Linked DNA regions of Homo sapiens: regions 2 and 3 are each linked to region 1. The links are chromatin loops, found by intact Hi-C in ENCODE. Cell type or tissue: MCF 10A. All regions are shown on one strand.

What was found. Hi-C counts contacts between places; a loop is a spot of excess contacts. Peaks named below come from ENCODE experiments on the same cell type or tissue, not always from the same donor. Only the 100,000 strongest peaks of a DNase experiment are listed, where the experiment ranks them.
Region 2: a loop joins it to region 1, with 8 times the contacts of the local background. A loop is called at or near these places in 3 of 110 quality-filtered maps.
Region 3: it touches region 1 in a loop (15-fold over the local background); 6 of 110 quality-filtered maps call a loop at or near these places.

Annotation. Positions count from the first base shown.
Region 1 is chr6:87,926,097-87,934,096 of GRCh38, forward strand. LOC105377882 (a long non-coding RNA gene) reads left to right here and starts at 5,345. Exons shown (of 3, transcript XR_001744246.1): 1 at 5,345-5,547. RefSeq lists an enhancer at 1-239. In MCF 10A, a CTCF peak has its summit at 3,868 (motif pointing right); a DNase peak (open chromatin) is centred at 3,895.
Region 2 is chr6:87,061,786-87,069,785 of GRCh38, forward strand. LOC124901354 (small integral membrane protein 30-like) reads right to left here. Exons shown (of 2, transcript XM_047419629.1): 2 at 7,131-7,285. The coding sequence ends at 7,131. Among named protein-coding and RNA genes, the nearest start is that of CGA, 29 kb to the right of the region's middle. In MCF 10A, a CTCF peak has its summit at 4,841 (motif pointing right); a DNase peak (open chromatin) is centred at 4,856.
Region 3 is chr6:88,473,431-88,481,430 of GRCh38, forward strand. No RefSeq gene overlaps it. Among named protein-coding and RNA genes, the nearest start is that of CNR1, 310 kb to the left of the region's middle. In MCF 10A, a CTCF peak has its summit at 4,183 (motif pointing left); no DNase peak of the experiment used is centred here.

The DNA.
Region 1 (8,000 bases):
CTTTGCTTTCTCTCATCTGATTACAAATCCAACCAATTTCATGCGTTCCAATTCGAAGTGCTCAACCTACCCTCATTTATCTATAGTTCGTCACAGCCCTCAAGATTGCTTAGGGGATGGGGGACCTGTCTTAGTAATACCAGTGCTTCAGGCCGTTACCACTCACACAGGTGACAAAAACAGGGACTAGAAATTAGAATTAGAGAAATCCACAAAGCGCTGAGGTTGGCTGTCTTGTGGTGGCGTTTCTCAGATACCAGGGCCCACTGATTTATTTCCCTCAAGGAGAGGCAGTGAAAAACAGTGGTTAGGAAAATAGTCATGAAACATGGATTCTGGAGTTGAGTGATCTGGGTTTAAGTCCCAGTTCTGGCTGTGACTTTGGGCAAGTTACTTAACCTTGTATAAAACAGGAATAATAATAAGATTAAATGAGCTCTTGTATACAGAGTTGTCAGCTTAGTCCCTTGCACAAAGTAGGTATTCAGTACATACTATCCATTGTGGATAGTATGTTGTCCCCAGGTACAGCGGGGACACTGCAGAAGCACTGTCATTAAGGCATGCACTTGGAGTTGTTTTTCCTGTAGGGGGAACATGTTTTAGTCAACCAATATCTGTTCACAAATCTGGCGTCTTTTGGGGAATTGTTTGGGAACTGCCTGGCCTGGGTAAAGAGAGGCATTTCCAGAAGAATATAATTCCAGGCTCAAAGACAGCTGATTCACAGTACCGGTTCTGCCAGTCACCACTGGGTCCTTTGTGCAGTCACTCCATTCTCTGAGTTGTGACTGAAGGATTATGAGAGCCACCTTGGCTAGGTCATTGTCCACCTGAGATGAGGTCACAAATATAAAGCACCCAGAAGAGTGTTTGGCCCCCAGATGGTACATGGTGGTAATTGGTCCCCTTCTGCTGTGGCCTAACCACAACTTCCCAGACCAGATCACTGGTAAATGTCCTCCAGGCTTCTTCAAACCTGTTTCTTGTACTTGCCAAGAAGGATATGACATCCTAAGGCGCTCAGATGACCTCCCTTCCCAGAGACAACTTAGCTCAAACATAGAAAAGCCCAGTCATTAGAAGGGAATTCAATCAATAAGCAGGACTAAAACTAGGTAGAGGAAATCCTTTCATTAAGTATTTAAATGCCTTTTGCGATCTGAGTTTACATAGAAATCATAGAGGGCTACTTGTTAATCACTTCTTTTTCACAAGTATAAGGCTAGCTGGTTCCTTTTCCTGACTGCTCCTTCTGGACTTTGGGGGATGAATGGGAGGTTCGAGGCCACATGGTGGGGACCCTCTCATTGGCCTTATCCTACCATTAATAGGAATATGTGCACTCTGGCAGGTCAGGACTCCCAACCCAGGGTCTCAGAGTCCTCTGAAAATGGAAAATCTTGAAGGCCTTCTGATCACCAGGAGTCTGAACTTCATTTCTTCCTTCTGCTGAAGATTCCCCTAAGGCACTACTTATCTTAAGAACTTCCCTGAAACCCCCTACTCCCTACCCCCAGAGATTTTCCACTCCCTTCCAGGAGCCCCCATTCCACTGGAAGTACACTTCTTTGAAACCTCTGCAAAGCTTTCCTGGTCCTGTAAGTTTACCTTCATGGGCTCCTTAGAGCCTATGCAAACCTCAAAAGTGAGGATTATGTTTGTGTTTAGTCCTGAGCTCCAGCATCCAGTTTATTGGCTAGCACATAATAGGTGTTTACTTATGTTGAAGGAATTTCATGTTAAAGAGACGATAAGCAAGGTACTTTAATCCACTGTAGTTCACCTATGCTTACTCATAACATGGGGATAATAAGAGTTCTTACCTATCTCATAGGGTTTTATGAGCATTAAATGAGACAACCCATTGTTAATGTTTAGCACAGTGTCTAGCACATAGTCATCACTCAGTGCATATTAACCATCATTGTATAATATTATTAACATTCTGATTCCAAAATTTCTGGCCCCATTTTAAAAACAGATAATCCGGTTGGGTGCAGTGGCCTGTAATCCCAGCACTTTGGAAGGCTGAGGCGGGTGGCTCATCTGAGGTCAGGAGTTCGAGACCAGCCTGGTGAACATGGTGAAACCCCGTCTCTACTAAAAATACAAAAATTAGCTGGGCATGGTGGTGCAAGCCTGTAATTCCAGCTACTTGGGAGGCTGAGGCATGAGAACCCCTTGAACCCAGGAGGCGGAGGTTGCAGTGAGCTGAGATCGCACCACTGCACTCCAGCCTGGGAAATAGAGCAAGACTCTGTCCCAAAAAATAATAAAAATAATATAAAAAACAAAACAAAACAGACTCCGAGATACAGAGGAAATGGGCTTGCCCTTAGGAGAAACCAGAGGGCCAAGCACAATGCCAAGAAAAAAGTCAAAATCTTTATTTCCTGTTCAGATCCTTAAATACAGCGCTTATGAGGTCTCTGCCTGAGGGCCCATGGTTTTCAACTTTGCTCAGACCTGCATTTAAGCAGAAGCTCAGGCAAAAGGACGATGGGGAGGGATTGTCTTCCTCAGTATTCTTCTGGCCTTTGAGGAAGAAATGAAAAGAATTCTGTAATCATTCATTGACATGGCTTCCGTGTAAAAATTTTTGAGCCTCAGGCTGAAGAAAACAGAGCAGGGGAAGATATTTAGGAGGGAAACTATTTTACACAAAGGTAACGTGTGTGAGAAATAAAGACTTTTTTTTTTTTGAGACAGAGTCTCGCTCTGTCACCAGGCTGGAGTGCAGTGGCACGATCTGGGCTCACTGCAACCTCTGACTTCCTGGTTCAAGCGATTCTCCTGCCTCAGCCTCCCAAGTAGCTGGGATTATAGGCATGTGCCACCACGCCCAGCTAATTTTTGTATTTTTAGTAGAGACAGGGTTTCACCACGTTGGCCAGGATTGTCTCGATCTCCTGACCTCGTGATCCGCCCGCCTCAGCCTCCCAAAGTGCTGGGATTACAGACATGAACCACCACACCCAGCTGAAATAAAGACCTCTTAAAGCAGAAGGCAAAGGTACATGTCTCTGGAAATTCAGAAGTGTTATTTAGTGATCTAGATGAAGAATATATGGGAGGAGACATGAGAGCCTCTGTACAGAATCATTCATGTAAATGTTTGCCCAGAAACCCAACTGACTGAGGCCATAATTCACCCTTGGGAAACCACCAGAGAAGCTCATTGGATCATAGCTATGAGCGAAGAGCTGTTGCTAGCGAATCAATACTGCTATCTCTATAAGCACCCACCTTATATCTCTGTGACTGCATCTAATTTTTAATAAGCTTGTAATCAATGATTTTTATTATTTTGTATAAATTTCCAAAAGGCTAGTTCAAGTAAAAAAAAGAAATCCTGAACATTTTCAGCTGGAGAGTTTTTAGGAATAATTACATGTACATTAAGCAATATTTTTCTGGTGAAGGTGTATATTTTTCTCTCCTTCCTTCCTTCTCTTCCTGCCTCCCTCCTCTCTTTATTTTATTCCAGAGAGACTGCCATAGGTTTACCAAATACCCGAATAACCCTTTCTTGTTTTATCTGACCCATTCATCTTGTACACGTATTTATTATGATATGAGCACAGAGACTTTTGTTTTCTGTTTTAAACATTTGTTTTTGGATGTTCGGCAGATTGCATGCCTAAAGAATGCTTTGACTAAGAATTCCTAAACACAGATTATGGCTTTGGGCAGAGACCTCTTTCCCCAGTGCCTCAGGTTCCTAGTCTCCACTGCTGACGTGCAGTCAGAATGAACTAATTCACACCCCAGTCTAGGCATCTGGGTCACTTCGTGCACATGCTGTGAAAAGGCCGCTCCTTCCCTTTCTTCAGCCACTACTCGGCACTACTCAGGCACTTCGGAAGCAGTGACTCAGGAGACCAGCAGGTGGCACATGGGAACCAGACTACACACTCCTGTGGCCCAGGACAAAGAGATGGGAGAGGAAGGATTTCGTGCAAGGCCAGCTGGCTGATTTCCTCAGTGTTGGCGGATTGAATGCTGCCCATGAGGACTACAGAAATCTTCATGGACTGCAGGACCTCAATGATTAAAGACAGGGAGGCAGGGAGGAGGGCAAGATCAGGGTGACACTAAAGGATGGGGACATTACAGTCAGTCTTTCAACCTCTGCTAATCCTCTCCCTTAACCCCTTACCTCACAGGGGGGTTGTAAGCTGAAGGACATATCATAGGTAAAGCAACAAGCCTGGTTGGGGAGCTTAACACTGGTAGCTGTTAAAATAGTTATTATCTGGTTGGGTTGAACACAATCCAGTGGTGTTATTTAGGCATTTTTGACTAATCTAGAGGTTGTATGCAGGTGTTTCTGATTCATTCATCTGTTCATTTGTGTTTCCAACCAGTGACTATATATGGAGTAGGTTCTCTTCCCTTTGCATGGCTTAAGTACACGAAGGTGCACAAGGCCCAGTCTTCAGGAAAACAAACAACCCACTGTAGTGAAGTCAGTAGGAGGATGAGAGATAGGTTATATGGAAAAACCAACAATTTAACTTGATAATCAACACTCTAGGCAGAATAGTTAGGTTTTGGGATGATGGTTTTGATGGTGGGGAAGCTAAGACAGGAAGATGAAGGAAAAAAGGACCATTTGCAACCATATATAAGGAAAGGGCATTTATAAATCAGAATAATTTCTAATTGTTAAAATAATCACTATGCTCACACATTCTATTTAACCTTCCTCTTTTAGCTGGATATACTGTGGGGCTTTTATAGAAAGCAATACTTTGAGGGTAATTTAGCCACTTTGAAAAAAGAATATATATAATATATGAAGGGTTATTTTTACAGAGAACAATGCTCAGTTACTCCCTGTTTCCAGAGTAGAAGAGGAAAAGAGCTTTACCTAGAGCAAGAAAATAGAAAAGGCTTTTTAGCACTGAGAAGTGTTCATTCCTGGTGAGTTACCCCCAGAAAATGTTGGCATTGTTTTAGATCTGGACTAGTTTAGATATGGCTCTCTTAGGGAAAAGGAATACACAAGAGTGCTTTTTTTTTTTTTTTTTTTTGACAAAGTCTCACTCTGTCGCCCAGGCTGGACTGCAATGGTGCAATCTCGGCTCACTGCAACCTCCGCCTCCTGGGTTCAAGCGATTCTCCTGTCTCCACCTCCTGAGCAGTTGGGATTACAGGGGTGCACCACCACACCCAGCTAATTTTTTGCATTTTTAGTAGAGACAGGGTTTCACCATGTTGGCCAGGCTGGTCTCGAACTCCTGACTTCAGGTGATCCACCCACCTTGGCCTCCCAAAGTGCTGGGATTACAGGTGTGAGCCACTGCGCCCGGCCCACAAGAGTGATTTTTAAAGGCCCTGTACATACTTAGGATGAACAGAATCTGTATCTTTTCTAGAGAAAAGAAAGACAAAGAATGGCTTAATCACTGACTGTCAAATAAATGAAGGCCTATCAACTGGAGAGAAACTGTTAGATAAAAGAGAGAGAGAACTAAAACAAAAGATCTACCCTAGAAGGAAGCACCATTTTGATTCTAAAGATTGTGGGAGTCTCTTGGGGTAAGTAATAAGAAACTATGGAATGTTAGTTTGGGGAAAATAGGTTCTCTTCCTCTTGTGTAAATGGGCAAATTTTTGGTCACAATTTCAATATGTGCTTATTGGCTGAGTTGGGTGGGATGTTGACAAGATCACCTCTAAGATCTTCATGTTCTGGAAACTTCCCAGTGGTGGGGTAGACCTCATTTCCAAGTTGGCAAAGATGGTGAACATCTAAATGAAGCCTTTGCAATGAACTAGGTTCTTACAGTCTCATCACAGACTAAAACCCAAATTTCCACAAATCATTTAGGAATAATGCATCCAGCTACAGGTGAAGTTCTAAGTGGAAATGGACCATCCCTGCCTTTGGTCTTTGCCAGACTAAAGCTAAAGTGGTAGAAAATACCTGAGACTTTTTATAATGCAGAGTATGGATTTTACTCAGAGTGCAGAGGACAGAATTGCACAGGATCTAAGGGCCACAAAGTGATTTTTAGTAAATATTCAACCACTTTAGGAGAATTCTAATAAATAGTCAAGGTAGAGAAATTGGGGTCTAAATCCTAAGACTCATGCTCCCTTCTGAAAAAATTGTATCTGCAAAGATCAGCAGCCAAGTGAAGAATACTAACCATATTTATTAACATCTCAGCAAGCTTCCAATTACAACAATACTACCCCACTTGCCCTGTGAAAAGTGTCTCTGGTTAATTTGAAACCTAGCATGTGGCTTAGGCTGAAGGCCACAGGGGAGCCAAAGAGCTTCTTCCTAACAGGGAAGGTCCTGACTATCCTGATTCCCACACAAGAACAAGAGTTCATAGAGCAAGAAGCGGACAAGGAGACACAGGCCTGCCCTTGCAGGCTGGTCCTTCCTCAGTCAGCAACAGCGAGTAGAAGACCAGGTGCTTGCAGCTGCCTATCACTGTTCAACGCTGTGCCCTTACCCGATGAAGGTCAGGGCTGGAGAGCAGATTAGCAACTCTTCCTCTTGTGTAAATGAGCAAGCAACAGGGTGCTGTGTGTATAATCAAGGCGGAAACAAGGAGATAGGAAGAAAGTTCTTTCAACCAAATGCCCTCCTTAACATTTCTGTTACCACTTATGTAACCCAGAGCATTGTCCATCTGATTAAATCTGAACATTAATGAAGAATAGCTTCATTTTAGCAGCCTTAAATGAACATGAACTCTGGAAGGAGAATTTGTAACACTTATTCCTGATTTTGTTGTTGTTGTTGAGCTTTAAAATCCTTAAGTTGGATCTCATTTTAGATAAGGACTGAGGTTGAGAATAGGTTCAGAAGTCCTAATGGTCTCTTTGTATTTCAATATAAGACATTTCCTTCCCTAACTTGGCTCAGAAAAGTACACGTCAAAGTGAATATGGGAACTATAGAAACCCTAATGGTGAGGAGTGAGGGCAAAATACTGGGCTAAGAATTCTCCCTCAGTATCACCTGGACTGTTAGTAATTGCAAAATAAGTTTGGAAAGACAGACAAGGTTTGTATCATGTATACCACAATCAACCAAACCATCAAATATTTCTCTTGCCTGTGATCATGACATTCAATCATCAGGGGAGAGTTTAATCTAACCACAGATTGACAAGAAAATAAAAATAGAGAAAAGTAGTCCAGGGAAACTAACTGTGCCTTTATGATAATGGCAGCTTCCTCTTGTTGGGTCATGTTGCCCTTTTTCAGGTCTAGATACCAGATGCTACTATAGCAGGTGCCAGGCCAGGAGACCCCCACTGTCATCATCAGCACCCCCAACTCCCTGAACATCAGACAACGTTGTGTCAGTAACTGCCTCTACTTGGGCTGACAGTAACTGAAAAAAAATGTTAGTTCAGAAGTAAACAAAGCCACCTGGAAGAAAACCAAAGCTGGGGAATTGCTGTGACCGACTGATTTACCCTCCTGAATCTTCTGAGCCCCACAGCTTCAGCACCAGTGCCTGGGCACCCTGGCATCCAGGATGTGGAGGGCTGGCCTGCTTCGAAGGCAGTCATATACATGTCAACCTTCCTCTGTCCCCTGTGCCCTCTGTTTTGCCATATCCATGCCCCAGCTGGCCTCCTGGCTCTCCCTACCCATGCCTGGTCTCTCTACCTCTTGCAGATGAGCTGCCTGATCACATACACATTGGTTTCCACCCCAACACTTTGGCTCCAGCAGGCATTGGAGCTTTGTAACCATCATAATCAGCCTAACCTCTGCCTCTCTACTGGGCTTTGGATTTTTCTTCTAGAATAATTTCCTTAGAGCTGTATTTCTGTGGGCTTATTAAAAATGCAGAAATGCAGTTTTCCTGAACGACTCAGAATATCTGGCAGCTGGGCCTGGGAACTAGTACTTTACCAAGTCCTCCAGGTGATCTGGAAGTCCACGGAAGTGGAGAAACCTGGCCTTGGGGAATAGCTGTGGTTCTCTTACAGTTCCGTGTTCTATGATGGAGGCTGTAC
Region 2 (8,000 bases), 860 kb before region 1:
GGCTCTCCTCAATCTGTAGGAGCCAGCTCCTGCTTCCCACTGCAATAAATGATTACATAGTTGATCATATCCTTGTATGAAAAATAGGGAGGCCCAGCACGGTGGCTCACACCTGTAATCCCAGCACTTTGGGAGGCTAAGGTCGGCGGATCACTTGAGCCCAGGAGTTTGAGATCAGCCTGGGCAACATGATTCAACCTCATTTCTCAAAAAGGTTAGTGGGTAGCTGGGACTGAGGCAAGAGGATCACTTGAGCTGAGGAGTTCAAGGTTGCAGTGAGCCATTGATTGTGCCACTGCACTCCAGCCTGGGGCAACAGAGTAAGACTGTCTCAAAAAAAAAAGGAAGATATATTTTATAATTTATACATATTTCCATCAAAATAAATATTTCTTAGATAGTTAATTCTCTCAAATCTGAACACTTTTGTTATTTATGCTGATTTATTCCTCCATGTTTTCAAGAGGAAACACACAGTGGAGAAAAATATTTTAAGAGCTAATGACTGAGAAGTTTATTTTGGGTTTTCTGCAGGCTTTTTTTTTTTTTTTTTTTTTTTGAGACAGGGTCTTGCTCTGTTGCCCAGGCTGGAGTGCAGTGGTGCAATCCTGGCTCACTGCAGCCTCAACCTCCCAGGCTCAAGCCATCCTCCCACTGCAGCTTTCCTGCATAGCAGAACTATAGGCATGCATCACCATACTGGCTAATTTTTTTAAATTTTTTATAGAGACAGGATCTCACTATGTTACCCAGGCTGGTCTCAAAGTCCTGGATTCAAGTGATCCTCCCATCTCGGCCTCTCAAAGTGGTAGGATTACAGGTATGAGCCACTACACCTGACGTGAGAAATTTTCAGAACTGATGGAATGCAACAACCTTTAGACTTAAGAAACCAACAAATCCCAAGAATTTAAAAAAAAAAAACCCTACACCAGACATACCATACTGAAACTACAAAGCTTAAAAGCAGCCTAAGGAAAGCAGCAAGATGGAAAGCTGACCTCAACTTTGCAACAATGGAAGACAAAACCCAGTGAAATGATATCTTTAAATGTGTGGAGGGAAATGACTACTGACCTCTAATTCTATATCCCATTGAAAGGAAGGACAGAAGGAAAGAAGGAAGGAAGGAAGGGAGGGAGGGAGGGAGGGATGGAGGGGAGTATATTAGTCCGTTTTCGTACTACTGTAAAGAACTGCCTGAGACTGGGTAATTTATAAAGGAAAGAGGTTTAATTGACTCACAGTTTCGCATGGCTGGGGAGGCCTCAGGAAACTTACAAGCATGATGGAAGGCAAAGGGGAAGCAAGGCATCATCTTCACAAGGTGGCAGGAAGGAGAATGAACGCGAGAAGAACAACCAAACACTTATAAAACCATCAGATCTCATGACTCACTTACTATCATGATAACAGCACGGGGGAAACTGTCCCATGATTCAATTACCTCGACCTGATCTCTCCCTTGGCATGTGGGGATTATGAGGATTACAATTCAAGATGAGACTTTGGGTGGGAACACAGCCAAACCATATCATAGAGTGAAAAGGGAGATGGAGGGCAGAAGGAGGAAAAGACTTTCAGAAATAAGAGCAAAATAAGACATTTTAGACAAACAAAAACAGAGAAACAACTACTGACAGATCCTTATTTTTAAAAATTCAAAAGAGTATACTGTATTCTGAAGGAAACCTACCTCAGATGGAAGACCTAAGATGCAAAATAAATAAGCCTTCAGCCCACCGAGATTTTTCAAGGCCATCCCCAATGCAGCTGCTATTTTCAGCTTGCACCCACTTAAAAGCCCACCAACAAATTAAATGGAGAAAAGATAGAGACCACCATCCCTGCATTATTTATTTAACAGTGGCACCAATTCCTGGAGCTTGATAAGGTTTTTGTCTTACTATCTTGGCCACTGGTTGGGATGGGACAGGGAAGCAGTTTTAGACCCACCTTAGATCCAAAGGTGTGGCAGTGGGAGGCTGTCAATCAGCCGTGCTTCTCAAAGCTAATTCCCCTGAAGAACATCTGAGTGCAGCACCTCCATGGCCACCACAGAGAAGAAAGGGCATGTGTGTTCTGAGAGGTATGTACAGGAATATTTATAGTGCAATGTTTGTAATAACCCCAAACTGGAAACAAACTCAGATGTCCATCAACAGGATGGTAAATAAATGCATAGTGGCATCAGCATACAATGGAGTGCTATCGGGCAATGAATGAACTATAGTATGGTGCATACATGTGGATGAATCTAAAACAAACAATGTTGGGGCCAGAAAAAGTAAGTACAGGAGAATACTGTATAGTCCCATTGATTAAGTTCAAATATAGGCAAAATTAAATTATACATCCTTAATGATATGTACACAGGTGGTGAAACCATAAAGAAAAGCAAACCATTAACACAAATATAAGAATAATCGTTACTTCTGGGAAGAAGAAAAGGGAATCACAGAAGGCTTCTAAGAAACTGATAACATTCAGCAGAAATATCTTTAACAAGTGGTTTCATACAAGGTGTTCATTTAATATTGTTCTTTGGACCATACATAGTGTCTTATAGACCTTTTCTGTATATGATGTCTTTTACAATAAAATGTTTAATATGACTGTTTAATTAGACACATAAAAAGCATTTGATTTTTTTAAAATACCTTTAGCAAGCTAGATATAGAAGAAATCTTCATTCAAATGATGGCTACTAAATAGAAACCTACAGCAAGCATCACACCTAAGAGCAGAACATGAAAAGCATCCCTACTAGGGTCAGGAGAAGAGAAAGGATGCACTGTTGTTACTAGTCTTCATCCTAAATGGTAGTCATATATTTCTAATGGATTTGAATACATTTAACTCACTAATGAGTAGTTGGTACTTACTCCATTTATCATACTGACATAAGGAAGACTGACAGTCTCATCACAATGTAACTTTGTCATAGTCCCGGAAACAATTATACATATGCAGTCCTGACTTGCGTTAATAATGAATTAATTAATCCCAGCACTTTGGAAGGCCAAGGCAGGCCAACATGGTGAAACCTCATCTCTACCAAAAATACAAAAATTAGCCGGGCAGGGTGGCAAGCACCTGTAATTTCAACTACTTGGGAGGCTGAGGCAGGAGAATCACTTTAATCCGGGAGACCAAGGTTGCAGTGAGCCGAGATCACACCACTGCACTCCAGCCTTGGCAACAGAGCAAGACTCCATCTCAAAAATAACAATAATAATGAATTAATTAATTATTCCAACAATACTAATTGTTTCCAGCTAAACTTGTGTGGAATTGTAATTCTATTTCTCTCATTCTTTTGATCATGGGTCATCTTTCAGAGAGTCACGCCTCCAGAAGATGGAACAATGAGGCAATCTGGTCTAATGAAAAGTCTGTAGACCTTGAAGTCAATCAGGTGTATGTTCAAATTTAGCTCCATCACTTCCAAGCTGGGTGTGACCTTGATTGTATCAATTAATCTCTCCAGTCTTCTATTTGACATCTTACAAAATGAGGATAATAATGCATACTCTGCAGAAATGTGAGTCCTTGAAATACTACATGTCAAGGACCTAGCTCAAAGCCTGGGTATAAAAGATGATCAAAAATGGTCATAGTTGTCCAGGCGTGGTGGCTCACGCCTGTTATCCCACGACTTTGGGAGGCCAAGGTGGGCAGATCACCTGAGGTCAGGAGTTTAAGACCAGTCTGGCCAACATGGCGAAACTAAAAAATACAAAAATTAGCCGGGCGTGGTGGCAGGCGCCTGTAATCCCAGCTACTCGGGAGGCTGAGGCAGGGAGAATTGCTTGAACCTGGGAGGCAGAGGTTGCAGTGAACCAAGATCACACCACTGTACTCCAGCCTGACTCCATCTCAAAAAAAAAAAAATGGTCATAGTTGTGATTATTTTATTAACTTCACAGTAGCCAGCTAAACTCCTGAAACCAACCCCCAAAATGTTGATTAACAGTTGACAGAGAACGCTGGTGTGCTGCCATGGCACTTATTAGCCCTGTCTTATTCAAATGTTTATCAATCGCTTGAAACATAGCCTAAATGATTATTAAATTTCTAGATGATATAACGATAGACCAAATGACTAAAACACTGTGGTCCCCAACAACACTAGGACCAAAACCAACAGGATGAAATTTGATGTGAGTAAAAGGAAGGACCTGTGTTGGATTTCCCTGACATTGCACTTGGCACAGGACAAGCAATGATAGCATCTAAAGGACCCTCTTGTTTGTGAGTTTGGTGTGAGCTAACAGTGTGTGAGCGTCTATAACACATGCGAATTTAGTTTGCCTGACAAGGTTAGCAGTACCCTGAATTTAAAAACAGAGAAGAATTATGTGGCCAGCCCCAGTTACAATAAGCAGACAAGGCAGCTCTCTCTCCTCAGTAGAGCAGCATCACACATCTCAGAGACCCCTATGGAGTGGTGGTGGGAACATGCGGACTTGAATTAGATTGCTATCAATCCACTTTTAAACTACTAACATGTCTGTTTCTAACAGCCTCAGGGAATAGGCATTACAAACCATCACAAAAACTCATTTTTTTAAAAAAACACATGGCAGCAACCATAATAATAAAACTGCACAAAAGAACCAAAGCAAGAAAAAGCAAGAAGGAAGAAAAGGTCAGCATTACAGTGATGTTGATTGGATTGCAATGACCTGTTCATATTCTTGCTTTTGAAACACCAGGTTCTCTAGGTCATTTAAAAGGAAACTAATTAATTGCTTCTGATATTTTCTTTCATCTCCAAATCATGTCTCTTTTTTTTTTTTTTTTTAAGGTTTTTGGCTACACATTGCCACTGGGTGGAGCTCAAAGTCCACAAAAGCACCTTGGAACCAGCAAGTAAATAAAAAGCAGCCAGCCACGGACTCATTTTCAGACACATAACATTTACAATATTTTTTTTCTCTTGTATTGATACGTGAAGAAGCACAAACACTGAATGAAAGGAAGTGGCCATCTTTTAGAAAGAAAGAAAGCATCTCTGCAACTGAAAAAAAAAAAAAACAGCCAGCTCGGAAAGAGATTGCGGAAGTGGTTTTCAGAGATCAATAATATGCAATTATTGACTTAAGCTGAGAGTGAGATTGGAGGCTTACAATCATAACGAATTGAAGTTCTTGCATAGAGAATTTGTTTTGCTGTATTTTTTTATCACCTTTTTTTAATTGCACAGAGGCACTTGCAGCTTGGCAGCTTTATTTTGCATAGGTACACTGTGTGAATGTGTGTATATTATGAGTATAGGTTAAATGCATTCCTGTAAGAAGGCCCAGAGGCTGCCTGTGGGGCCCAGACAGTCCATCTGCTCCAGCAACCATCCCCTTGGGAAAATAAAACGTGAAATGCCACTAAGACAACCGATTATTATGCTGTTTTAGATTAGGCAACTTGTGCTTTCCCCCTTTGTCAAACCCCTGAAAGGAAGAGTTGCAAACCAGAAGAGAAAATAATAATGAGCTTTTCATTACCTCCAGAGCATGAGCTGAAAGTTTCTTTGACAAAGAGAGGAGGGAAATCGGATGTGTCTCAACTGGCTCCAGTTATATTAGCATTTTTCTTTTGTAGCTACACTAGCATTTTTCCAATTTCCAGTTTTCTTTTCTTGGGCTAATAGTACATGTTTAACAAAATTTAATTGAGTTATAACGAAATAGCTAACACTAAAGCAGTACTTATTATATGTGAATGCTGAGTATTTCACATCTTCACCCCTTTTAATACAACAGCCCTTTGAGGGAGAGGGAGGAATTATTATCATCTCCATTTTGCAGGCATGGAAAAAAAGCCTCAGCAAAGTTAAGTAACTTGTGCAATGATACTCAGCTAGGAAATGGCAATACCTACCTCAGCTGCCTTTCTGCACCGAAACTCATTCTCTTCCTTTCCCATCAGCATATTTCACTGAAGTCTCAGGATGTCCTAGTTAAAAACAAACTCAGTCAGAGAGAAGATATGCCGGTTATGACCTACCTTACTCCCGACCCATTACCCCCTAGGTCCCACCCAGCAGCATTGTGATCTGAGGAAAAAGGAAGGCAATGCTCTAGCTTCCCAAGGGGAGGTTTCACCCAAAATAGGCTTAGCATCCCCTCTCCTCCCAGCAGAGAAGCTCAGCAAAAAGTCTGGATTCTACTATCGCTCTCCAGTTCCATCCCTTGGCAGTCACTGAAGAGCACCTCTGGCAGTCACTTAAGAGCACCCCAAATCTTACCACCTGTGAGAGCTTGGGCAGGTGACTTAAACTCCCTTGTGTTTTTAAACCTGTGAAATACAAATAAGAATACCTTCCTCACAGGTTTCTATGGGAATTAAATAAGTTAAAGTATAGAATGCTTTTGATAGTGCCTGGCACTCTCTACAAGCTAACACGTTGACCATTCCCATTATCACTGATGCAATATCGTCGGCTTTGCACCCCACCCTTTTTTTCTTTTACAACATAATGGGTTTATATTTAATATAGTATTTCTCATCAGGAGGATGTTACTCAGTTGATATAAAGTGCTTTTTTAACGTTAAATCTTTTCCATGTCAATGTCTATAGTGTTTTTTTACATTAAATCTTTCCTGCATTTCAGTATTAGATACACTGAATACATTTTTCTAAATGTTTTTTCCCCAGAGATAAAAGTTTCCCTTTTTGGCTATTTGATATCTAAATACAATATTAACTTGGAAGATAACAAAACAAAAATCAAATCAAAATATGGAGAAAAGACTCCTCAATGATTCAAGAAGTAGTGATTATAACTGAATACTGGTGATTTTCTAGGATTCTGGGCAAGAACTTCCTTCTTCCTATTTCACGTGCTTTGAGAATTCTAAAACTATGAAATATTACTTATGTAAATTTCAGCCATCTTACTTCCTTGACCTTCTTTCTAACCAGCAAATACAAATTATAGGCTGCATTTTTCTGTGCATTATTTGTTGTAAAGAAAACTCTTTTTTTTTTGTTCCCATTTCATGGAAACAATGAAAAATGTAAAACTCCCCTATTTACTGATTCCTGGAAACTTTCACCAAAGCTCAGGTTTAGCCTCAATAGCACAAAGCCTTTCAGGGTGAGGCTTGATTCAGTAGGCCCTTCAAAGTCACATCTGTCCATTTCTCTTTCGTGCATATACCCCCAAGCAAGCAAGAATGTCTGTAACGCTGAGAACCACACCTAACAAGAGAGTGATTGCATCACCGGCTTCTACTGCTTCACCCAGGCAGCACCAAAATAGTGACATGAGGACTAAGGCAACTGTGCTGAAATTCAGATCATGATGTTGGAATCTTGAGGGCTGAAGGTTCCAAAGAAATGGTATATATAGAATTCTATCTGACTTGAAATTTTTCCTTCCTGGAGCTCCAGGTGCTGAGACTAAGAGGTTCCATGTGACACTGCCTTCCAGGAGGCAGCCATTACAGAAACCCACTTTGCACCCCCTTTTGTAATCACAACCTTCTTATCTCCCCCCTTCTCCACACATGACCACTGTCTGCCATGAAAGTATCCTCACCTCCATGTCCTTTCCGTCCAACGAACCTTGCTCCTGGCAACAGACTACTGCTACTTAAGCGCCACTAGGATTATGATACTCTCCATGCTTAAAAAAAATAATGAGGCTGGAGTGGTGCCTCATGCCTGTAATACCAGCACTTTGGGAGGCCGAGGTGGGTGGATCACCAGAGGTCAGGAGGTCGAGACCAGCACAGCCAAAATGGCAAAACCCTGTCTCTACTAAAAACACAAAAAAAAATTAGCCGGGCATGGTGGCGGGCTCCTGTAATCCCAGCTACTCGGGAGGCTGAGGCAAGGAAAACCGCTTGAACCAGGGAGGCAGAGGTTGCAATGAGTGGGGATCACACCACTGTACTCCAGCCTGGGCGACAGAGCGAGACTCTGTCTTAAATAAATAAATAAATAAATAAACAAATAAATAAATAAATCGTGGCTAGATGCTGAAAATATCTAA
Region 3 (8,000 bases), 550 kb after region 1:
TTCTTTTTTCCTATCGAATTAATACAATTCTTTCTATGTTTCTTTGGGGATTTTTGCTTATTTTTGCTTCTTTATGCCCTTACCTCATTCTAATTAGGTTTTGAGGCAGTAAATAATTTCATATCTTTTCAATATTCTTATCTTCTAAAACTTGTTTATGTTGGTCTTTTTAGAGCCCTCCTGCCCACCCCCACAAAAGGCCTTGGTATTCCATGAAATAAATAAAAACAGTGCTTTAAAGTATGGCACGTGGAGTGAACAAAGAACCCTTGGTTTCTACTTGCTAGACTTTTATTTGTCCTCACACTGTATTCCCTGTCATAGTAACAGGACTACATTATTGATTCGTGTTCAACTTCCAGACTACCCCTCCATCCCTGTCTGTCATTCTTGTATTATCTGCAATTCCCAACAGAGCATTCATTTCACTGTCTTTCCTGTTATCCTGCAGTTTTTCATCTTGGATTCCATTCTACTTGCTTACTTGGCAAAGAAAAAAATATTAAGGATGGTTGTTTTTAGATTCTAAGTGAAATTGTGTAAGATGATAGTTCTAGCCTCTTTTATTTTTTAGCTTATCTTATTCCCAAAAGTGAAAAATGTACCTGCTACTTACACCATAATTCTTTTAGTAGTGGTTACTTGGTCCAAATCAAATTTCCTTTGCCTTCAAAATAGCAAATACATCAAGAGCGTTGTTTCATTCTATATATTGAATTATAGAATATCCATATTTCCTGGCCCTGAAGATTTCTTAATATTTGCAGGATCTGGTTCTAGAACACTATCGTTTCCTGACAACTCAGCTAAAGAAACATAAAAGGGCATAAGAATTTGGAGTCAGAAAAAGTTGCCTTTATACACTGTTTTTATTTTTAGCATTTTGATGCATAATGCCAATTTTAGTGTTACAGTTTTACAGTATCTAAATCTTACCGTTTTATAGTATTTAAAAATGTAATTGACAGTTAAAATAACTTTTGCCATTTGATGAGTTTTTTAATGGAAAGCTAAATAATAGAAATATTCAAACCACATATAAAATAAAGATACATTTTAAAAAGTAAATTAGGAAAGAAATGAAACCCAAGGCTTTAAATCTTTTTTAATAACCTTTATTGGAATGTCCTAACTAAATAAATATGTTTCCATTATAGAAAATATGACCATGTAGGTAAAGGCACAAAGAAGATATAAAATTATTTTAGTGAGTTTATTTTTTTATATCATTAATTTCTGGGATGTTTGTAATGTTTAAGACTCCTTCTTGCTCTTATTTTTCCTTTTCATGGTAACCTGCTTTTTCTTTTATGAAGGTCATATGTTCTCAATTCTCATTCTCAATACTCAGTGACAATGTTACCTGGATTTCTTTTCATTTTCTTAATGTCCACCACTGATTCTCTTTTCCTGAGGCAATGACTCTGATGGTCCAGCTAGATCTTCTATACTAACTCCTGATTCTCCTCAAATGCCTAGTGATTTTATGATGACTGTACATATTTACAGGTTTAATATTAGTAGCTGATATGGAATGGATTGCTCTGGTAACTGTAGAAATCATGAGGGTTAATTTCCCCAGGTTGGCCTACTCTGAAGTTGATTTTTATAGGAATGCAGGCCCTACCTCACCACTGCCTCTCAAAGCAGACAAAATCTGGGATTATATCATACATCCCAAGCCACAATCATGGCTCTTTCCCTGCCAGCTTCCAGGTAATTCTGATATAAAATTAGGGAATCCACAATTTGCTGCAGAAGGTGGGAGCAGGATTATCCAATTTAACAAGCTACCGATTTACCATTATCACCTTCTCCCGTGATGTAAACTTGTGAGAGTCCCAGAAAAGCTAAAATTCTGTCAAGATGCCATAAATAAAAACCCATCGATCAGATATACTTTTAAGAAGAAACTAGAAAAGGTGACTACCAAGTGGAGAAGAGTACTTAACTCAACCTCACCTTCTCCAATTGTCATACCCCCATGTGTGGCACAATTAATTGACACCGGAAACTTGGAAAAAAAACATGTACTTGCCAGGAAGCCCTTTCTACTTTGACCTTCTATAAAGTTACACCAAAAACACCAGTATCAGGTATCACCAAATATGGGATCAACATGAAGCTCTATGATCACAGAGGGAAGAGAAATAGAAATTTTAGTTACGTGGACAAATAATTTTATCAAAATGGCAGGAGGTCAGGCGCGGTGGCTCACGCCTGTAATCCCAGCACTTTGGGAGGCCGAGGCGGGCGGATCACAAAGTCAGGAGATCAAGACCATCCTGTCTAACATGGTGAAACCCCATCTCTACTAAAAATACAAAAAATTAGCTGGGCTTGGTGATGGGCGCCTGTAGTCCCAGCTGCTCCGGAGGCTGAGGCAGGAGAATGGCGTGAAACCAGGAGGCGGAGCTTGCAGTGAGCCGAGATCGCGCCACTGCACTCCAGCCTGGGTGACAGAGTGAGACTCTGTCTCAAAAAAAAAAAAAAAGTACAAAAACCTTACGTCCCAAACCTTTGCACTTTTCCCCATATTTGTCCTCTCTCTGAAGATATCTTGCAATTATCTTTCATTGTATTGTTAGCCTAACTCTTCTTCCCTCTGGATCTCTGTACCCATTCTGATCTTAGCTTTGAAGAAACTTAAAGCAAAGCTTGCTTTCATCTGGCAGACACAGAGTATGAGTTAGGAACCTGATACATTTGGGTTTTCATAGTGGCTCCACCCCTTACAAACTGCATGACCTTAGGAAATTACCTAAACTCTCTCATCTTCGGTTTCCCCACCTGTGAAACATTAATGACAATGCCCAACGCATGGGCAGCACATTACCAAAGTACCAAGAGTAGGGGCCCAATTAATGATATGATGAGTAGGAATCCTCTAATTTTTAACTGGAGCCTTTAGAAATTTGAGAATTCTAGAAGTTCCTTTCATGTACAATACCCTGCATGGGTGCTGGGAAGAACACAAAACCTCCAGTGTAATCACATACCTGCTCTCAAGGAAAGTACGCAAGCCCATCCTGATCAAAATGGAGCTCTGAATAGAATTGGCATAAAAGTCCCTTTTGCAAAGACAGCCCTCCTGGAGACAATGCTAAAGCTTAATCCCAAATCTTTTCTGTATTCCCTTGCAGGAGGCAAAGGCAGGTGGCAATTTCACTGAGCTCTGAAAGCCATTTAATCCCCTTCTGGAAAACATTTGAGTTTGCCTCACTTCATTGCCCAGGCTCCCCTCATGGGTATATGAGCATTCAAGGATATCTTCTCCTGGTTCTAAAAACTCCAGGGTCTAGAACTCACTAGAGCCTCCTTTGCCACGGGGGAAAATACCAATGATGTTTCCTTAAAGTTAGAATCCATTTCAGCAAGGTTGGATTTCTTACCATTACAAATAAGAAAGTTTTTATGCAGAATTAACTCAGGTATTCTACAGAACAAAGGTTAGTAAAAGGATTATAGGTTTCCTTCCTATTTTATATGTATGATTTTTTATTTTTAATTTAATATTGATTGTACTAAAACTAAACTCACCTGCATGCACCAAAACATGAAATAAATGAAACCCAAATATAAGGTAAGAATTAACATTCACTTTTATTAATGACCTTCCTCCTATTTCCTTGACTCCAAAAAATATTTTTTCCTACAGCACCCTTTGCTATCAAATTGAGACCCTCCTACCAGGTTAAAGTCTGAATCAAAAATCCTCCCAGTACTGGTATTTGAGAGAGTTTTGCCTAGACTCACACTTTGTGGGGGTGATACAGGACAGACAAGCCCCTAAAATGGGGCTTAGTCCAGGAGGGTTCTTGGCTTCACCAGGGAAAGAATTCAAGGGTGAGCCAGAAGTGTTAGACAACAATCTTTTATTGAATGGCACTGCTCCTTGCAGAGCAGGGCAAACTCATGAGCAGTGCATCCAGAGTTGGCAATGTATGGGCTCTTGGCAAGTGTGTTTATACTCACTTATACCCACTTTCAATTATATGTAAATTAAGGGGTGGGTTAATGCAAATCAAGGAGTTGGTTATTTAGAACCTTCTAGAAAAGGATTAGTAACTTCCAGATCATTGCCATGGAAAGGGGTGGTAATTTCTGGGTCATTGCCATGGCATTTGTAAACTGTGATGGCGCTGTTGTGAGTGTCCCATGCTAATGAGTAATGAGAGCAGCCAGAGAGCACCCACATCACCATCTGCTGGTTTCTTCAGATTTCTTCACTTTATCCTGCCTGGAGCAGACAGGTCCATAATGCTTCTTTGGTCATCAGGGTTATGACCAGAAAGCAAGTCCTGCCAATCTCCCATTTCAGAGGGACAGGCGATTTCAGGGAAGTAGATGTCTCCTCCTACGGGGTTGGCCTGCCTGTGTTACCAGGAAAAGCAGCACTGAAGCACCCCTTGTTGATGGCTGAGGGCGGATCTGCATGGGGAGGCCACTGATGTTACTTTATCCATGATGTAGGCACTTTCAGATTTGCACACTTCAGAAAGCATGCTCATATTTTGATGAAAAGTCCCGTGTCTTCTGGTTGCCCTCGTCACAAAACAAATACAGCTGTGAAAGCACAGATGGGCAACAGCACAGGTAGAGTGTTTGTAATTGAAAGTGTTTACCTCTGAGGAGGGAAGGGCAGCAGTTACTAGTCCATGGGGCTCAGGACCCGGCTGAGGACACTCAAAAGCCTCCTACTCTGGGAAATCTATAGATTGAGGCAAATAATCAGAACCTTTTATCAAGCACATGGGAAAGGAGTGAGGCACTGTGAGCTCATCTGGAGCATGTGGTGGTCTGTGCCCACCCTGTTAGCTGGGGAACAGAACTGGAGGCAGAAGCTTGAGCTTGTTTCCACAGGAGCCCATAAGGAGGATCTGGACTGGGCAACTGCCTCTACTCCCCTCCCCTAGAGACAGTGGTTACTACACCCACAGGGGACTTCAGGGAAAATGGAGGTGGGAGTACAAGAAAGCTGCAGTGGTATGTAGTCTGGGTTCAGTTGATTGGTCAGTGCTAATGGTCAGATCAGATGTCCATGAAAAAAAAAAAATGCCTGGCAGGAATTTTGTGATTTGTCCCCTCACAGGATAGATATAAGATGTTTCATAATGTACGTACTTATTTCATATACATAATTCACCTATTTTTGATTTTTTTACACATTTTGGAGACCTAAACATTTCTTTTCGCTTTCCAGGAATGCTGGGACTTTGGTCAGAGGGTGTGCTGTGACATGGGGAGAGGCAGCCCAAATGCATTCTCTACATGTTGCCTTCTGTTTGTGGCAGATAGAGCACTGTGGGCCATCACCTTATGGGTTGAGGTAGGGCAGTTGGTGTAGAGCCATCGGTGGAGCCAGGGTTGAGGGCAGCTCGGAAAGAGGGAGTCTCTTGCAGTAGCAACTTTTGGAGAGCAGTACCAACATTGCCACAGAGAGTAAAGTGTGTGTGGAGTGGACATCAGTCGGCACAAAGAGCCATCAGGAGCAGTGGCTGCCTCAGAGCTGCTCTCATGGGTCTGTGGTCGCCATGTCTACTTCATTTCTCTTGTGCAGCCCACTGGCCACTCTCCTTGCATTCCCCAGACCCAGAAAGTGGCAGCCTGACTGGCTTGACCAATTATCACCCCTGCTATGGTGCACAGAACCTTCACTTGGCCACCTCAGGTCATGGGCCAATGTTTGAATGAGAACACGGGCAATCCAAGGTACCCTGTGCAAAAACGGACACAGCACTGCTCCTCTACACTTCCCAGCCATTTCCGGTTAGGCGTGGCTGTGTGACCAGTTGTGCTACTGGGCTGTGAGGGGATGATGCTGCATGTCACTCCCGGGGAAGAGGTGAAAAGCCCATGAGTGGCATCCATTCTCTCTCCCTGCCTTAATAGCCAAAGGCATTCCACCCTTGCCAGAGATGCTGAGTGACAGCCGTGGGCAGAGTCCCCCAGCAATCGCCATCACTGCAGTTTACAACAAATAGGTAACACGTGCAGGAAACGAACCTTTGGGAGCTCAGGGTGATTTGGTTACAGAAACATAACATCAGCTCTCCTACCTAATGCATCCTGAAACCCAAACCCTTTTCCAGACTGAGAGAATTTCTGTTCCTTAGACCCCAAAGTCTAGGCCACCCACCCACAAATATGAGATGGCAGTCACAACTGTGCAGAAGTAACATTAACCAAAATACACAGAAATGTTCATAAGGATTATCTCTGCATAGTGAGAGCATGGGCAGTTTTTATGCTCTATCTTCCTGTATTTTTCCAATTTTCTTCAATGTATATATATATATTCTTTTATAATCAGAAAATAATATCAACATTATTTTTTAAAAATGAGTTTGTTGCATTGACCTCAGTAAAACATATTGGGACAGACAGGTGTTCCAAAAATGGTCCTTCATTGCCACGGACACAGTTTGCTTGCCCCTTCCCTGCCCTCTGGCTTCTGCCTCACATTTCCTTGTAGCTGTGCTTACCAAGGTCACCCGTGACCTCCACAGGGCCTGGGCGCTCATCACCCCCAGTGTGCCACCTGCGCTAGACCCTAGCTCCCTGAGGGAGGGCCAAGATGTTTCGAAACAAGGTGTCAGCAGGACGCACTCCCTCCCCAGACTGGGGTGTAGGGTGGGTAGAATCTGTCCCATGTCCCATGCCTGTCCCCTAGTTTCTGGTGACCTCCAGCATTCCTTGGCATTCTTCAGCTTGTCATCCCATCACTCCTATTTCCGTCTTCACATTGCCTTCTCTGTGTGTGTCTGTCTAAAACTCCCTCTGCCTCTCTTATGAGAATACCTGTGATTCTATTTAGGGCCCATCCAGATAATCCAGAACAAAGGCCTGTTCTCAAAGGCTTTCCCTTCATCACGTCTATTGCCATAGAAGATAACATTCATGGGCTCCGAAGACTAGGACACAGACACAGATTCTGGTGATGTGGGGTGGCCAGCACTCAGCCCATGACACCTAGCATAAAATGAAATTAACATTCCATAATATTTATTAAATGGATCCATAAATTGCAAATAAGTGAATGACTCCTCAAAGGCTGACCTCCTCTGTGAAGTCTGGTTGATTCCTCCCTAGGCTGACTAGGCACATCTTATCTACTCCAAGCCCGCTGCATGCGATTCGAGACCCAGGCTCCTGCTGACGTGCTGGAACTGTGGATTTACTTGATTGTCGCCTCCACACCCCATCTCTCCACCCCGTGCACTTCCTGGGGCAGAGACTGTGCGCCACATTCCTACCTCTCTGCTCCCAGGCCCTCGCTCCCTCTCTGGCACGGAATTCAATGTTCGTTAAGCAAACAAGTGACCTCCTCCTAAATCAACTACAGGAAATAAGAAAAACGATTGCTAAATTACCGCAAGCCTCCCTCTGAATTTCCCTGGCTTACAAAAACTATGTTTGATTGAGCTGCAACATGGGAAAGTGCTTCATTGTATCTAGAAAAGCTGCATTTGGACCTGACCCTATGGCCTTTGACCATCTAATACACATTTTTGGCACGGTGCTCTTTGGAAAGAGGGAGAGACTTTGTTTCCCTTTGTCTGGTAGGTTGTTTAATAAAGTCAGTGGCGTGCTGAGCAAATCCACACGGGCCTGCAGCCCTTTCTCTCAAGGCTGATGGGAGGATTAATCTCCATTGGTGATGCTTCTTTCTTTTGCAGTCAAGTCAGCGGGAGCTCCCAGCTCAGAGTGAATCTCACCAGATGGAAAGCTGGAGGTCTAGGAGTTGCCGAACATAGAATCAACACTATAATTATTAGTCACATTAAAGAATTAAAGTAGAGAGGCCTGCTATGGAAATCAGTATAAGGATAACTAATGGCAGAGAGGGTGTTAATGCATTAACATTAAAACCACTTTTCTCCTCATAAATGAATCAGAGATAATCCAGTAAAGTGGTATCTGTGCTTGTTTCAGGGACCTTGGTTCATCTCAGGCATTGTTCAAGATCTGCACTTCTGGTCAAGCTGATCTCCGTGTGA